Linked DNA regions of Homo sapiens: region 1 is linked to region 2. A link is a loop called in an ENCODE intact Hi-C map of the cell type or tissue named here. Cell type or tissue: CD4-positive, alpha-beta T cell. All regions are shown on one strand. Links, peaks and the distances in the headings refer to the core of each region. The heading gives the core; the rest is flanking DNA. Region 1 overlaps MAML2 (mastermind like transcriptional coactivator 2). Region 2 overlaps MAML2 (mastermind like transcriptional coactivator 2).

Region 1 (5,385 bases), core at 311-5,310, 54 kb after region 2:
GACCGTATATGTTTACACAAGCCAGGATATAGATCTTAAAAACAGTAAAGCCTTGAAAGTGCCTTCTTTATTCGATAATGGCAAGATGCAGAGCCCTTGGATTAGTTGGTGTGATATCTGTTGTATTTTGTAATCATCACTGGTTTACTCACAGCCATGCATATACTGCCTGGACAATTTTTAAGGGACAGCAGTTATACTCCATACGGTAAAGTGGATTTCACCTCTGTTTTTCTTTTGACTGTGTTGGCATATCCTGAGGCAACCACACTATCTCACAGGCAGAGCAGCAGAGGGCCTGGGTTTTATTGCCCTGCATGCCAGAACACAGTCTCACCTAAGATGTGCATAGGTAAAAGAGGCCGCCCCAGGCAGGCAGTTATGTAGTTGCACATAATCTGTGTTGAGTTTGGCTGCTGGCTGCAATTTGTTTATAATCAACTTCATTGAAGGATGAAGCAATATCATTAAAGAGACCACAATTTACCAACTAATTTGGGGAATTGGATCTAAGATGGTACCTTACCTTGACTTTTACTGAGTGTTTAGACAGAATTTGCCCTATAACCTTTAAGAGGCTTAAAAGATGGGCCAGTGAATAATTAAAATGACATCCTTTGCAGCACAGTGTTGCCCAGCAGAAAGAGCACACAACAAAAAGCTATGCTTGGAGGACCCCAAAGCCATAGATTTCCAGATTACAATAGAGAAGTCTAACTGGTGCAGTTACAAGAAAACAAGTCCTTTTATAGAGGGCAGACTAAATCTCTTGTATGAAAACAAAAAGGGAAGCAGACTTAACATCTTTCCTTAAGTTACCTTGAAAGAATGTTATGGTTTAAATTTACTGCGTTTTTGCAGGAGGTTGGGCGATGATATTTCCCTGCCCCTTTTTTATGCTGGTAACACTTCATCGTGGTCTATATAACTTTTGTTTTTTATTTACCAAACATGATATTTTTAAAAGATTCTTCTAAAACCATTTGTTTTCCCGGTGCTCCTTTTCATACCTCTATTTTTCCAGAAATTTCCAAAGTATTTGATAAATAATAATATGGAGTTGCAGGGCTGCTCCAAAATCCATAACCAAAGCAGCTTTTATTTTCTCACATAGTTGACTTTATGTGTGGACTTTGCAGACAAGAATAAAAGAAGAAAACATCTGTACTCTTTTACTTTAGGTCTGAAAAGCACAAAATGAAATGGGTTTCCTGATGAACCTTTACTCACTGGCAGCCATTCTGGCAATTTCTATTTTTTTGAGATGGAGTCTCGCTCTTTCACCCAGGCTGCAGTGCAGTCGTACAATCTCGGCTCACTGCAACCTCCGCCTCCTGGGTTCAAGCGATTCTCCTGCCTCAGGCTCCTGAGTGGCTAGGATTACAGGTACACAACCATGCCTGGCTAATTTTGTTTTATATTTTTAGTAGAGATAGGGTTTTACCATGTTGGTCAGGCTGGTCTCAAACTCCTGACTTCGTGATCTGCCCGCCTCGGCCTCCCAAAGTGCTGGGATTACAGGCATGAGCCACCGCACCCGCCTATCCGGCAATTTCAATATCTCTGCAATTATAAACACTTTTCAGCAGAATTGTTTACTTTCTCTTGTATTACTGATACTCACCCCAAATATTCATGTTGCATAAAGAAACTCATTTTTGATAACATATAAGCTATACTTATTTTCCATGTTCACAAAGCATTTTGAAAAGATCAAGGAATTATTTCTAGATAACACATAAAAACTTCTATTGCTTAACCTTCTCAATAATTAAAAAAAAAAAAGAGTCAATCAAAACTGAAATTAAGAAAGCTTTTAGAACCAGAAAGTTCATATAAGGCATCATTTTTACCAAAGACATCAGTTTTTCCTTAGGCACAAAAGTAAACTTTGTTTCTTCTTAAACGTGTAAAAATTTGCATGGACAACATGAGCAAAACACCTGAAAGTTTGAAAACAAAGTGCAGAAACAAACCTCAATGCTCAACTGTATTAGCTGTAAGCCAGACGGGAATCTTTCCAAAGGAGCAACAAAGAAGGTAGGGATGGATGAAGGAAGACACATCTTTGACCTTTGAGAGGAAAGAAAAGAAAAGGGTTCCGATGGCCAGGCAACCTCCAGCCATCAGTCCCATCAGTTAGAAGAGCAGAAGGCAGCTCATCAGAAGCAGCGACATTTGGGCTACTGCAAGAGCAATTATTTTGCTTGCCAAGTCAATTCAGCCTGTGAGCTACATAGGCTCTAGTTTAAGCAACATGAATCATACAACTGCTCTCATTATCATGTTTGAAGGTGTCCCTTCACAAGCCTGCTGTTTTACCACACAGTACTGGTCTGCCTAAAAAACAGTAAAATTGAATTAAACTTAGCCCGAGCCTCTTGAAGGCAGTGACTATGTCATATTTATATTTGTACCCCAAGTGCAGTGCCTGAAATGTGTTAGACATTAGATGCTAAATGCATGATGCTAAATGCATGTTGGATGATTAAACAAGTATAGAGCATCTGCAATATACCAGGCATCATGTTAAGGCCCGGGGATGGTCCCTGGGAGTTCACTCACAGTCTTGTAGAAATGAGTAAATGAATATATTGGTAAGTTTGCTGCATTCAAGTAGACTGAATAATTGTTACTAACAAAACAAGGAATGGCAACAATTAGGTCACTACAGTAATTGCTCAAAGCACAATTAACAGACTGGAGCATTCAATTATGTGGCAACCATATGGTTATGCATTTCACCATGTTGACATCATACTGTAAAATTCACACATTATATGAAAAGAAATTACGCCAGGAAAGTACAGGCTACCACAAAGTAAAGTGAAAAACACATTACTGAAATTTACTGCTAAGCAACAGATATAGGACTCTGAGCTTTCGATTCTTAAGAAGTTCACTGATGCCAATTTCAAGAGGCCCTCCGATCAATGTAATAAGAATGAAGGATAAAGAGAAATGAAATGTAGTAGAGCAATGATGAGAGGAGAAAGGCAACTAATTTAATTTAGGTGCACCTAAAATTACATCGAAAACATGTTACACCTTCAAGATTCACCTTGGCAGAAAGCCAGGAAACCTGAGTCCTTGTCCTCTCTCTCTGCTACTAAGTGGCTGTATGAACTTAAGCAGATTCCTTCAACATAATGTGACTGCAATGCGCTATTTCTGATATAAATTGTGGTTTAAAAAAACAAAAACAAAAACTCTTGGAGTCTTTGGTGAGACCTCTTAATGCATATGCTTTTATCTATGTAAATATATCAGAATTATAGGCCCATAAATCAGTGACCTCTTTATTATCTTGAATACAATTAACCTGATCTTACTGGTAAAGGCTGTGTGTCAGCAATTCCCTAGTAATGTCCCTTTCCAAAGGATAGCTCTTTCTCAACCCTCTTTGTTTTCACAACACTTTTGCAAATTTCTGTTACAGAACTTGCCTGAATCAATGCACATTACTTAGTCTGTTTGTAAGTCTGTCATCTACGCTAGGCTCTGAATTATTGAGGGCAGACACAATGACCTACTCTTCTTTTAGCGTCCTTCCATAGTACAGGGGTTGGCGCGTAGTAGGTGCTCAATAAATATTGAATGACTATTTAATTAACTTGGGTGGGCAATAGTATATGTGGTGCATGTCACATGTCTTCCATTTGCCCCTCCAAGTGCACCTACACCCTTTTGTCCCTGCTGGTCAGAAGGCCCATGCTTCCTTTCAAGGCAGCCTGCCCCACAGGACTCTCTCTCCTCAGTTCCAGAAACCTCTCCCTCCCTCAGTCCTTCAGGCCTAGGGATGCTGACAGCATCTCTGTAGTTAGCCCTGGGTTCCCGCTGTATCCCTGGAGATTCCCCCACACCCTATTTACACCTGGATAATTAGTCCTTAACCCCTTCATGAATTATCCTAAGTCAAGTGCACCATCTATTTCCTGTGAGAGCACTCACTAATACAGTAGATTAGAAAGGAGAAAGATTTCTGTTTAAAATGTGTTTTTGCACTCATATTATTGAGAATAACCGCACTGAATTTTTTGAAAACATTTAACAAATAGATCCTTGGGTAGGCTAAATATTTTCATGCATGGCTGACCTGCACTGATTCACTCATTCCAAAGTATGTTACAGATTCATTTCCGTTTCTACACCATATATGTATTTTGCATTTGAATTAGTAAGTATGTTCATGTTTGGTCATTTGTGTTTAAGTGTATTTCTCTGTGACTTGCGACTTCTTGCATTAGAATATAAGTGCCTCAAGAGAAAGGATACTATGTTTTTCTTTTACTTTTTTTTGTAAAGGCTTGCTCCTAGCAGCTTGCCGGCTGACTTATATCTAAAAAAACTAAATAAAATTTGTTAATTATGAATACAGCTTAATAAATGTACAGCCAGATCTGACAACAAACATTTTGCACATTTTTAAGGCATAATCTGATAGGACTTGTTGCATTCTTTTCCAGAGCCAGCAATTCTTAAGGAAGTGAAATACCTAGTCAATTGGTGTATTCATGGTGCAATTATTTGAAAAATCATTAAAATATCTGTTCTTTAGAGAATGTTAAACATATTAATTCAGGTAATTGTCCAGATATGCTGTGCCTTTGTCACTGATGTGTAAACACCATGAAGTCAGCAACTTTTTCTGTTTTGCATATGTCTGAATGCCCAGTGCCTAAAACACAGCCTGGCATCTATAAGGTATTCAATAGGTATTTGTTGATTAAATGAATATATGGAGGCTTGGTTATATTATTGTAGCCTGATATGTTACATTTGCAATTGCTGTGCTGTCATTCATAAATGATTTTAAAAGGCAATTTAGATTCCTTTTTTTCAACATATTTATTGCCTTGTTACTGTGTTCAAAACTTTACTAGGTGTTTCCTTTGGGAGCTCACATTCTATAGGTAAAAAATATCATCTGAGGCTAGACGTGATGGCTCATACCTGTAATCTGAGCACTTTGGGAGGCCGAGGCGGATAGATCACCTGAGGTCAGCAATTCGAGACCAGCCTGGCCAACGTGGTGAAACCCTGTCTCTACCAAAAATACAAAATTAGCCAGGCGTGGTGGCATGTGCCTGTAATCCCAGCTACTCGGGAGGCTAAGGACAGGAGAATCGCTTGAACCCGGGAGGTGGAGGTTGCAGTGAGCCAAGATCGTGCCATTGCACTCCAGCCTGGGTGACAAGAGCGAAAATCCGTTTCAAAAAAAAAAAAAAATTTCATCTGGAACACAGCATAGTTACTTAATGGATCCTATCTCTATGGCTTTTCTTTCACATCACATCTTTACCCAAAGCAAGCTTTACTAACCTTCATTCTCCTAATCCCTGATTTTTGCAGGCTTTGAAGAATTATATTGAAGCAATTAGCACT
Region 2 (5,385 bases), core at 186-5,185:
GCATCACGTGGCGGAGGGGGCTGAGCGTGCTAATGTGCTAGCTCAGGTCTCTCTTCCTTTTATAAAGTCTCCAGTTCCCCTCCCATCATAACCCATTAATCCGTGAATGGATTAATCCATTTATGAGGACAGAGCCTTCATGATCCAATCACCTCTTAAAGTTACCACCTGTCAATACTGCCAGATTGGAGATTAAGTTCCAACATGCGTTTTGGAGGGGTCATTCAAACCATAGCATAGAGTAATGATGGTAAGTTGTTTCAGGCATAAAATTTGAAATAAATTATGAGGCTCCATGATATGCTATATTGGTTTTACCTTCAGAAGAATATTTAGTTTCACTCAGGTTTTTCAAAGCTACGCTGTCCCCCAAAAAACGAAACAAAACAAAAAAACAACCTTTTTAAGAGTTGATGGCTACTCATTTGATCTGCCTCCTCTGCTGAATCAATTAGGAATTTTTTTTTTTTTTGCCTGCAAATAACAGAAAACTGACTAACAGTGTAAGAAATAAAGTGATTACAAATAGGGATTTTTCCTCCCACACACACTACAATATTTCTGGATATAAGGTCATTATGGGTATTAGTTTAGTGACTCAAATAATATCACTGCTCAGGGTCAGTTTGTCTGTGATTCTCTATGCCTTTCTCTCATAGTCTTAAACTGCAGGTATCACATTGGCAGACTGGAGGGAGGAGTGAGGGCAGCCCTGGTGTTCCTCTTATCAGAAAAGCTGAAAGTGTCCCAAAAGCACACCCCTCTCCTATCAGATGTCCATCTTATTGGCCGGAACTATGCTGCACCTCCATTCCAAGAACAAGAGACACTGAAGAAAAAAATGTATTGCTTTAGCTTCTAAAAAGGAGACGGCCAAGGGATAAGACAGTTGAGAAGGGTGTGGCATGACAGAGTGTCTGCTGCTCTCTTGGTTTTAGAAGGAACTCCTGTTATTCCAGTGTCACCTGAGTACAGACTGGGTCTCATGGGGCCACTCCAGATTCAGACATTCTTCTTTTTTCTTCTGCTCTACCACCATCCTTCTAGAGTCTGCCAGTTTGCTTCCCCCCACCCCATCCCCCAACACCACACAGAGTGACTCCACTCCCACACACACAGGCATTCACACAGTCCAACCTTCATTTTTAGGAAGTCCTGGAACTGACTGGCCTTTAGGAAGGTGGCACAGGTGTTCCGAGGATTATAAAATGTTTTATTGAATAAGTTTTCTCTGTGGATGTCCAGGAACCTTTCCTCCCAGCCTGTTTGAAAGAATAATGATTAAATTAGAACAGGACATACTGATGTTTAAAAAAAAAAAAAAAATCACAAGTCAGTATCTTGAAAGTATATCCCAAGGCTTTTTTTAAGGTAACCTTTATACTGAACCATAAAAAGATTAAAGACACCTTCCTCTAGAATCAGGCCCTGTCATTCACATTGAGATTGTTCAGAAAAAGAAGAGTTGACACCTTTACTGAAAGGAGTCAAGGTCTTGCAAGCAGGAAACTGGTTTTATGACAATTCCCTGCCTTGCTAGGTAAGCTGGTCCACATCGAGATGACTCTCTCCTTGACTTCTGACTTACTTTGTGTTTGTTGGAGGAATCCTATGAGTCATATTTAGCCTTTCCAGCCTGATTGAGTTTGAAGGAGCCACTGGATTATTGCATACAATGGATTTTGCAAAGAGTTTTCTCCAGCATACCCACAGGAGAAAGGCAAGTCGGTTCATAAATGGAAATTCTAGACAAACAACTAAGCTAAAGACACCTCTCTGTATAAATGCTTCCAGATGGAGACAAGTTTTTCACTTCACTCTCCACAGTTTTCACTTTAAAGGGTTATTGAGATGGAAGCATTGGAGCGAAGCACATTAGAATCACTTGCCCCACCTTGCCTTCTGAGGAAGAATGACTTACGGTTGCAAGGGGAAAATGCTGGCTAAAAAATAAATCTTGGTCTGTTCCCCATAGTCTATCAACACATGCTTTTCAGAAGAAGAAAAAGAAAAAAAACATCTGGAAAGAATAGGACTGAGTTGGTAGAACATCTTGAAGGGGGCTGGCCTTCACTTAGAAAATTGAAAAGACATGCAGATAAGCCATTAGGAAGAAGAGTCTGTGGTTGTTAAGCAGAGTTACCTAAAGAAGGAACTTCAAGATACAAGTTTAAAGCAACACTCTGTAATTATTTGTATTATAGTATAAGGTTGTTAAGTTTGTCTTCACCCTTTGAAAGAGTTCTGAACAGAGTTAGTGTTTTCGTAAAAAATCTCAGGGCCTACAAAAAATGCCATTTGGCCTCCACAATAAGTTGCTCCCACCCAGAAAGTCCTCTCCCTTCTACAGCTTCCTGTATAAAAGGCTGGGATACCAACATCTGCCTGAAGCAAAAACACATGTATTTTAACCAAATAAATAAAAAGGAACAAAAGTCTGAGTACATCATGCTGCTCATAGTCTTACTGGCTGACTCCCATTGGCTCTCTCACTGTTGTTATAATTTCGTTTATGCCCTAGGCAGATGGGCCTCTCTGCTCATAGGTGATTTAGAATCTGCTGATAGTGGCTGGAATGAAGCATGGAGGATCTGGCAACTTCTAAGCACACTGGCTTAGACCACTGTATTCTTGGGCTTTGATGTTTACTCCATATATGATTCCCATCAATGGTGATACCTGGGCCATTGTCCAGTGGGTGAATGTGATTTTCTTCTTTGGAGAAGCCCATTGCAAATCACAGCTAATAGGGACCCTAATGAGGACGTTCACCTCCCAGCTCCTCTGTGCCAGGGCAGTGGATAACAACAGGATGTGGGTTTTAAACACATGTAAGCTTCTTCAAGCTGCCTCTTTCAGTTTCATTCTTTTTTTAAGGCACTAGAAAATATAATCCACATACTTGAAACAAACATTTTTTCTTGCTGCTAATGTTTTTTGTCGTAGTTTTCTCCCATGTCAGGAGTGGATTCCACTCTGATTAGTACCAAGATATATTAATTGGTACAATATGTAAATGAAAACATGGGATATTTACAAGGTAGGCAGAAGATGATATATGCTTATAAGTTTCACTTTCAGTAAATATGAAAATGTATTTTATTCATCCTCCATGGTTGTTGTTAAAGCCACTCTGCTATACCTTGGACTTAGCAAATGATTTTGATGAATAGGACCAAAAGATGTCAAGAGCCACAAACCTATCACGGTAAAAATTAAAGGCATTTAGTTCCAAATTAATTTATTTAAAAAGAAGTTGTAATATTTGAACAGGCCATAAAATTAGGATCAAGTAAGCAAATCTGTAGGCATTTTATCAGAGACAGGAGCAATGAGAGACTGCAGGAAATAGAAGGGAATCAGACTTTTATTCTTTATAAAGTTGTTATTCCAGTCCTCACCATCCCCTTTGCTCCTCTTCCCAATTCATTATTTTCCTTTCTGTTACTAGTAAGTCCTTCTCGTCTCTCCTCTTCTTCCCATCACCCCCAGGATACACAGTAAAGAGAGAATACCAGAAATGGGCAGCACTGGTGAGCAAAGAAATATTATAGAGGTTTTTTTTTCATTCCAAGTTTTAAGTTGTCCTTGTGCATGAAATATGCACATGATAAAAAGGGGGTTGCCATCAATGCATATTGTCTTGAAAAGCCAAGGGCTCTTTTTCGGTTTTTCTCTATAATGAAGACTGTTAGACTGTGGACTCTATAATTATGCTCACTGAACAAATACCTTGAAAGGGAAGTAATTCCAAGTCATGTATCAAAGATTCAATTTGACATGTATTTACTAAATGCCTAACATGCCTATGCATTTTGTTTATTCATTTATAGTAACAAGATATAGTGAGTTCATATTCTGTGCCAGCACTGTGCTCAGTATTGAAAAATTGGAGTCACAAGATTCCCACTTTCAAGAACTTACAGTCCAATGGAGGAGAAAGAAGTATGAAAGGATCAATTGCAGGGTGACAAGAGAGTGTTCCAATAGTGCAGATCCAGAGCTGTGATTTTAAAAAGATGATGCAAACCAGTTATCTCTTGCTTCATGGAGTGGATGGGCTACAGGAAATTTGACAATAAAACAAAGCTTAAATAAATTGCAACATTTGTCTACAACTCTACTGTAAAATTGGAAATGCTTTTCCACAGAAAAACCTCTCAAAATGCTGAATGCAAAAGTTGGGATCACAGAAACATTGTGCCTATTTTTGGTCTGCTGGAAACTGTATTTTTACAAGGTAATCCCTGTTTTCAATATAGTTCCTGTCTTGCCACTGGCGGTTTTCTTGTAGCATTTTTCTAGTTCTGAGATTGCTACTACCCAAAGTATTCATTTCTTTCTTACTGGGGTGTCCTCTGTCTTCACAGCCTGCTTCTGGATTGTAGGTTTTTTCCTTTCTTTCTGTTGAGATATTTATGGCATTTGATAGAGTCAAACCAGATGTATTGCAGCCGGACATACTTATGTGGCTTCAGATGTGTAAAATAAGTAACTTCCTATCTTTGTCTGTCTAGCTCAAGAGTTGACTGTGGACGAGGAATGCCTGTATTGATTCATTAATGTAATAACTATTTACTGACTGCCTACCATGTACAACCAGAAACACAGTTCCTAACCTCATGAACTTACCATGTAACATGGGAAGACAAGCACTAAGTTCTTATTTGTTTGTAATTGTGATAAGGCTCAGAGAACAAATACAGATTCCTATGAACCCATGTATAGGGGGAAATATTTAGGTTCCATTTAATACTGACATGGCTAAGTATCTCAGTATTTAAGCTGAGATCTGAAGGATAATTAGAAGATTCCTCAGGCAGAGGGAAGAGCAAAGGCTGTGTGTGGGGCAGGAAGAAATGTGGTCGTTTGAGGAACTTCGAGATCAGCGTGGCCACTGATGTGCTGCAGTGTAGCAAAGAGAGCAAAAGAAAGAGAGAAACAGGGAGGAATGGAATTCAGCTCACGGGCTCTGGAATCAGAGTTTCAAGTTGGAATCCTGACTTCCTAGCTGTATCGGTTAAGAATTTTTTTTTGTGGCATCCAAAGAACAGAAAGCCTACCTTACTGAGGTTCATATAAAAAGGGGAAATTGGCCAGGTGCGGTGGGTCACACCTGTAATCCCACTACTTTGGGAGGCCGAGGCGGGTGGATCACCTGAGGTCAGGAGTTCGAGACCAGCCTGGCCACAGTGGTGAAACCCCGTCTCTACTAAAAATACAGAAATTAGCTGGGTGTGGTGGCGGGCGCTTGTAATCCCAGCTACTCGGGAAGCTGAGGGAGGAGAATCGCTTGAACCCGGGAGGCAGAGGTTGCAGTAAGCCAAGATCGCGCCATTGCACTTCAGCCTGGGCAACAAGAGCAAAACTCTGTCTCAAAAAAAA

What was found. Peaks named below come from ENCODE experiments on the same cell type or tissue, not always from the same donor. Only the 100,000 strongest peaks of a DNase experiment are listed, where the experiment ranks them.
Region 1: it touches region 2 in a loop (2.9-fold over the local background); 17 of 110 quality-filtered maps call a loop at or near these places.

The regions. Positions count from the first base shown.
Region 1 is chr11:96,202,474-96,207,858 of GRCh38, reverse strand. The region is part of intron 1 of MAML2 (mastermind like transcriptional coactivator 2); the gene reads left to right. Among named protein-coding and RNA genes, the nearest start is that of MIR1260B, 140 kb to the left of the region's middle. In CD4-positive, alpha-beta T cell, for the core only: no CTCF peak of the experiment used is centred there; a DNase peak (open chromatin) is centred at 3,068; H3K4me3 peaks cover 571 bases; H3K27ac peaks cover 3,634 bases.
Region 2 is chr11:96,255,883-96,261,267 of GRCh38, reverse strand. All of the region lies in intron 1 of MAML2 (mastermind like transcriptional coactivator 2), which reads left to right. Among named protein-coding and RNA genes, the nearest start is that of MIR1260B, 83 kb to the left of the region's middle. RefSeq lists enhancers at 2,423-2,472, 2,513-2,602. In CD4-positive, alpha-beta T cell, for the core only: no CTCF peak of the experiment used is centred there; a DNase peak (open chromatin) is centred at 2,797; H3K4me3 peaks cover 1,045 bases; H3K27ac peaks cover 4,648 bases.